Linked DNA regions of Homo sapiens: region 1 is linked to region 2. The links are chromatin contacts, found by Hi-C or POLR2A ChIA-PET in ENCODE. All regions are on one chromosome and are shown on one strand. Each heading gives the region's core, a stretch centred on a gene start or an enhancer-like site at or near the end of the contact. The rest is flanking DNA. Distances are from core to core; before and after follow the strand shown. Region 1 has its middle 39 kb from the start of LINC01307. Region 2 overlaps DPH5 (diphthamide biosynthesis 5).

Region 1 (3,221 bases), core at 21-2,520, 280 kb after region 2:
TGTTCTGCAGTCCCTGTTGCTCTCTGGCCCTCTTCTCTCCCTCCTCGCCCCGTCTCACACACAGGCATTCTCTTGGCCTGGCTAATCTCTACTGATCCTTTAAACAAGAACTTCCAAGGGATATGAGAATAGAGGTGGGATTTGTAAGATTTTATTGTTTCAGATTTAGAAGTTGGATAGGTGGAGAGGAGCAGGGAAGACCATGCAGTAGGGATTAGGGAGCAGAATTATGGAGATCATTTAGAAGGCTGTTGCCAGACCTGTGGTGAAAATTGCCTGGGAGTGAGGCAAGGAAAATAAGGGATGTGGTGTGGAGAAAAGCTTCCCCCTAAAGCAGTATTGGTGGCCCCTGGCAATCAATCACAGGTGGAGTGATTGATTCTGAGCAAAGAGGTAATGCAACATGGTAAACAGAGACAGTTCCTACAGACAGACTTTTCTGGGGTGCTTTGGCAGTGGCCAAAGGCCTTGGAAGACTTGGAAGAAGGACTTCCCACTTTGGCTGCTGAAGTACTCCTGTCTCTGAAGGGCTTGAAAGCACTACTATTAAGCAAGGAATGGCTACTGCTAGCCTGGGAAAATGGTGGTGGGCTTGGCAAGTTGCAGGAGGCAATTAAATTGTATCCATCCCCTCCTCCCACACGCTCTGAGTTTGGAGGCTGTGGACCGCAAGGATGTCAGCTCTAAAAACATTTGACAGCCCTGGGGAGAGTCTCTGGTTCTTCCTTATCCATGACAGGCAAGGCAGACCACAGGTCACAGTTTCTCCCTGGCCTCTGTTAGCCTCTGATAAGCAAAACCTTCGGTGGGGAGAAATTGTTCTACTTTTTTACTTACTCAGATATAGTGAAATGTGTGCTTTTTCCCACTTCTGGGAAGCTAAGATTTATTAGAATCTGCAGATTGCTTCCTTCAAGTAAACATTATATAAAAGGGTCCTAGTTTCCTAGTGGGAGTTTAGTTTGTAGGCTAGTTCTACAAAGAGATAAATAGGGGTTTGTCCATTGTGTGCTCTCCAAATGCTCTATAAAGATTAACTCATTAATCCTCAGCCTCCTTGTGAGGATTGTTATCCTTCTTTTTCAGCCGTGGAATTGGGACGAAGTGCTGCACGGAGGGGCCTTGCCCAAGGCTACGCAGCTGGTAGACGGGGAAATGAGGCGGTTGCCGGCCGCCTCGCAGGCAGCTTTCCCTGTGAGGAAGGAGGTGCCTCGGGCCTCTGAAGAGGTAGCTGGGATAGCCTGAAATGAGCTGCTGAAAGCCCACGCTTCAGAAAGACAAAAAGCAAGCAAAACACACTGATGTGGTTGACACTCGCTGAGGATGTGCGATAACACAGACAGTGCCCGGGTTGAAGTGGGCCTTCCAGAGTTCCGTGGCAGCCGTGAAAGGAAAGTTAAATGAATAATGGCAATAACATTGTAAAGGAATGCTTCAGTACCTGAAATGTAAAGTGCATGAATGCTTACCAAAATTTGTCGTATTGTTATACTATTGCCTTATGTTTGTACGGTGCTTTCCAGTTCTGAAAGTGCTTTCACATGTTAAATGATTTGCTCACAATAGTTTTTCAAAGCAAATAGGTAGATATGGGTGGAATGACGTCTCCCCCTTCCCAAATTCATGTGTTGAAACTCTAAGCCCCAGTACTTCAGAATGTGACTGTATTGGGACACAGGGCCTTTAAAGACTTGAACAAGCTAAAATAAGGCCCTTAGCGTGGCCCTAATTCAATCTGACCAGTCCTTAGCAGAAGAGGAAATGAGAACACACAGATAGACAGCAGAGGTGCCAACATAACAGAGGAAAGGCCACGTGAAGACACAGCAAGGAGGTGGCCGTCTCCAAGCCAAGGAGAGAGGAGAAACCAAACCCGCTGACACCTTGATCTTGGACTTCCAGCTTCCAGAGCTGCAAGAAATAAATTTCTGTTGTTTAAACCACTCAATCTGTCATCTTTTGTTATGGCAGCCCTAGCAAACTAATATAGTAGACCATTTTGGAACACCTTTAAACATGTTAGAAATACTCATTTCTAACTAGAAAATATTAGTCACATAACAATTAGTTACATAACTTCCATACTGTCTCAGTAATAATAATATTAAAGATGACTCACACCTACTGAGCCTTCACCGTGTGCCAGACACCATGTAAATGTCCTACTTCATTTAATCCTCATAAAATGCCTCCAAATAAACAAATAGGGAAGAAGAAATAGCTCTTCCTTACAGTAGAATTTCAGTTGATACATGTAGAAGGAATCAGAAAAATAGAAGATTAATATTTGGCAAATGCCATAGTAGTAATTGCTGTAGGCAAGCCCCATGGATGGATACTATAATTAGTTGGTGAAAGTATGAGAAATAGAATATTTGTATAGTCTCAAAGTATCTCCCTAAAAGATATTTACTAATTACAAAGGGAAAAAATAGTAAGCTTAACAGTGGAGAAACCCAACATACATCACTTTAACCAAGTGGTCAAGAATAACCTCATCAATAATAGGACATACCAAGATCATGTACCTCCAGATATGATGCACTGAGAAGGGCACAATATCCTATTTGTGCCATTCTTGCCAAAAATGCATAACTTCAATCTATTCATGAGAAAACCTGGGGGACATTTTGAAAATAACTGTCCTGGATTTTCCAAAACTATCACTGATTGAAGAAGATGAAGAAGATATAATAGCTAAATGCAATATGAGATCCTGGATTGGATCAAAAAAAAGAAATCTGTGGGAAAACTGGTGAAATTCAAACAAGGTCTGTAGATTTGGTTAATATTGTTGTATCAATGTCTATTTCCTGGTTTTGATAATTGCATTACATTTATGTAAGATACTAATATTTCAATAAACTGGGTGAAGTGTATATAGAAACTACAATTTTTGCAACTTTACTGTAAGTCTAAAGTTATTTCAAAGTAGAATTTCTTAAAAAAACCTTCATGTTCTAATGAGTGTACAGTTTCCGTTATGCAAGATGAATAAGTTTTAGAGATCTGCTGTGCAACATTAATGTATTGTGCACTTATGAATTTGTCAAGAGGGCAGATCTCATGGTAAGTACTCTTACCACAGTAAAAAACAAACAAATAAAAATCCCTTTTAACTAGGTGCTATTAATATTTTCTCAAGTAAGTTGGCTTACTCAGGGTGAGACAACTTGTTAAGGGTGGAGCAAAGCTATGTACTCAGGCTGTCTGACTCTAGA
Region 2 (3,524 bases), core at 640-3,139:
AATGGTGACTTTGAGTTCTAAAGGGAAGGTTCATCATGTTCTTCATAGGCCACAGCCTACATCTTACCTACCAACAAGGTTTACTCCCAAAGTCCATTTGAAAGCTGCCTAAAAACATATTATCTCATAGAAGTTATGCTATTCAGTAGCAATCAAATTCACAGGTCAGTGTACAAAGACCCATGTAACTCCAAGTATTGAGTCATGAAACTTCCTGCCACATGTGACAGGTTTCCCTGTGACAATGTATTTCTAGTTCCAATGTGGAATGCCAGGAATATGTTCACTCTGTGCCAAGCTACCAGGATCGGTCCTGGCCCTGCTGAGGGGTTTTGTTATTATTATTGGGTGATGAGAGGCAAACTTAGCCAACAAATACTTATTACAGATCATCTACTATGTACCAGGTATTATGCTAGTCACAGGTTTAAAATGACAGGCAAAACACAGCTCTGGCTCTCATGGATTGTGCAGTCTTGCTCATGTCTCATACAGCAGAGAAAGGCTCTGCAGTCATGGCACTGGTTCTTACTATGATTAATCATGGACAAGTCAAGTAACATTCCCAATCCTTGGGAGGAACCCTTCTACAAAATGGGTATAATAACTGTAAACATAAAAATGTGGTTTTTAAGGGTTAAATGACACAAAGTATGCAGAGTGCCTAGTAGTGCCTTGCACATGGAAAAGTCTTAGTGTTAGGAATTTGATGATATAATAATGATAATGTTTTAATAATGAAGATGTTCTAAAATGCTGTGTCCTGCTTTAATCCAACTGCTTTCCTTATTGGAGTAAGCTCAAAAATATTACTAAATACTTGAAACTACATTTATGATTTCATTCTGACAAGTTCAACTGTTTACATTCTAAAAAGGATTTTTCACATCTCAGATCAAACTATGAAATATTAGTATTATTCCATAAAAAAGCTTCAAGGTAAAACTGTTAAAAAAATTATATATGCAATAATACATACTTTAAATGAGTCTTAAATACTTTAAGAGTCATGGGAATACAGTCATGGAAGGAAATAAGTTCTTCATTCAAAAAGAAAGTGACAGACCACTTAAGAAAGAATTGAGATGCAAGTCACATATAAACACTAAAGCATTTTGTGTAGCAGTGTCTTTGAATTGTCTAATTTGAGAGATTAAAGAAAACCTCACACAAGCACTGCTCTCCAGGACCCTGATTTATAAACTGTAACCACTCCTGTAGCTGTGGTGCAAACTTCTTCAGTGAATCCTGGAACATTATGCAAACAATTTCACCATATGTCAATACCTCAAAGAACAAAAGAACCAGTTCTTTGTGTTTCACAATCGAAGGGCTTACCAGTGAACTATACTAGAGCAAAGTCACACAGTGATGAGAACTGAGATTGCAGAAGCCTAAGTATTGAACCATCCTATAATATTCATATAAGCCTTTGTGCTGTGATCATTTTTCCTCCAAAACATTATTGCTGCAAATCTAAATTTAAAGACTAAAAAAACAGCTGTTTTGTAAGAAACAGTAGGTAAACACAGGCCTTTTTAAATTTTAACCTGGAGTAACCTATAGAGAAAGCAGTTTACCTAACTTATATTGGATTATGTTTTATCTAGGACAAAACCCAAAAAAACTCAAAACATCCACTCATTAGGCATAAGGCACAATCTAGTTAGAAGATGCTCAAGAAAGACAATAGTAGGTAGTAGTAATTATTATTAAATATGCTATAGACTCTAAGCATTATAAGGATTCAGCATTTCCCCCACTAAGAGGGCATCTGAAGGCATCTTCTGAAAATACAAGGCGTAAGCTAGACCTTGAAAGACAGTTAAGATTTAAGACTGGAGAAGCCGAACATGGGGAAAGAATGAGATACTATGAACAAAGTAACAGAGGCGGGAAGTCTTGGGCAATATTTAAAATGGCATTAAGCCATTACCCAGAAATAGCTAACTGTGCCTGACTTCTCTCTAAACATATATCTAATTCCTGACATCTTATTTAGTGCCAATTCCTGTAAATTCTGCTGTATATTTTATGTAGCTGACTACTCATTTCTTTCCCTACAACCATGGTTTGAGCCCTCAATATCACTTGCCTGAATAACCTTAACAGTCTCCTAACTCATCTCATAGCCATCAATATTTCTTTCCTTTTAGAAGCATAGATGCTTTGTAAAACTCCATTTTAGATTTCAATGCTTTTGTTATTTTGTATAACAAATAAAAATATTTTCTGTGGTATTAAAGCTAAAAAAATCTGTTAAGAAAAATTAAACTTGCTAAGAACTCTATTAAGCCCTGCAAGTATCATGTATTTATATCCTAAATTAAATCAGTTAAATCTGTGAAGTGAAAGAAAGCCAAGCCAGCAAAACTGTCAAAAACTGTACCACAAAACCACATAATCAAGAGTGACTAGTTTTCTCTTCTATACAGAATACTGTTCTTGGGGATGGGTTTTGTTTGTTGTTGTTTTTATCCCCACATACAATTTGCATGCCATTGATGTAACATTGATTTTTGATGACACTAAGGAAGAGTATGCACATGGCCACACACTAGGTACATAAAGTTGAATGACTACGTAGACAGAAGAGCTACAAGATTTATTCTCACACATAAATGAGAGCCACTTGTAAATTAAATTTTAAAATGACAATTTACAGCATATAATTTCAAAGACAAGATCGAACTCCAGGGTGGAAGGCAGGGGGTTGGGGGAAAAAATAAATAAGAAATTCAACTCAGCAAGTACTTGTGACATATTCATTATATGCATGGCACTGTGATAGAATGCAATGGCAGATAGGAAAATGAGTAAATCAAAGAGTTTATAATATGATAAAGTCATAAACATATATAACATGGCTTGGCTGTGTCCCCAACCAAATCTCATCTTGAATTGTAGTTCCTATAATCCCCACATGTTGTGGGAGGGACCCGGTAGTGGGGGAGGTGAGGGGGGGAGCAGTTACCTCCATGCTGTTCTCGTGATAGTGAGTTCTCACAAGATCTGATGGTTTCATAAAGGGATTTCCCCCGTTTACTCTGCGCATCTCTTTGCTGCTGTCATGTGAAGAAGGATGTGTTTGCTTCCCCTACAGACATAATTGTAAGTGTTCTGAGGCCTCCCCAGCCATGCTGAACTGTGATTCAATTAAACTCCACAGTTTATTGACCTCAAAGTCAATTTGACCTCAAAATTGAGTCACAATTGACCTCAAAGTCAATTTCCCAGTCTTGGGTATGTCTTTATTAGAAGCATGAGAATGGACTAATACAACATACAAGTAACTGAACATTCTATATAGGATGGGGATTAATTTACCAAAATTGTTTTAATAGAAGAATGGCACAATTATATTTACGATTTAAAAAGAAAACTATGAAGTAGGAAAAAAATGATGGTAAGGTGGCTATTTAAAAAAATAATGATTAGAACCAGTAATAAGTGGAAACAGAAAGGAAGAAAAAAAATTAAATATGCTCATGACTTAGCAGGTAGTCAAAAACTGTTCCTAAGTG

Evidence for each region. Hi-C counts contacts between places; a loop is a spot of excess contacts on that map. ChIA-PET counts read pairs that join two places held with the same protein, here RNA polymerase II (POLR2A). Pooled maps may share reads with other maps.
Region 1: a map of GM12878 shows a loop between it and region 2 (2.8-fold over the local background). The contact joins two enhancer-like sites. A Hi-C loop is called at or near these places in 2 of 168 maps with a recorded cell type or tissue (Caco-2 and GM12878), 3 of 37 single-sample maps with no recorded cell type and 16 of 50 pooled maps. POLR2A ChIA-PET finds 5 or more read pairs at or near these places in 4 of 52 experiments (T-cell, activated CD4-positive, alpha-beta T cell, activated T-cell and 1 more).

What each region holds. Positions count from the first base shown.
Region 1 is chr1:101,282,946-101,286,166 of GRCh38, forward strand. No RefSeq gene overlaps it. Among named protein-coding and RNA genes, the nearest start is that of LINC01307, 39 kb to the right of the region's middle. Within about 2 kb of position 1,271, at least 3 of the 41 ENCODE cell types and tissues checked have a DNase peak (open chromatin) inside an H3K27ac peak, as active enhancers do.
Region 2 is chr1:101,002,967-101,006,490 of GRCh38, forward strand. All of the region lies in intron 4 of DPH5 (diphthamide biosynthesis 5), which reads right to left. Among named protein-coding and RNA genes, the nearest start is that of DPH5, 21 kb to the right of the region's middle. Within about 2 kb of position 1,890, at least 5 of the 41 ENCODE cell types and tissues checked have a DNase peak (open chromatin) inside an H3K27ac peak, as active enhancers do.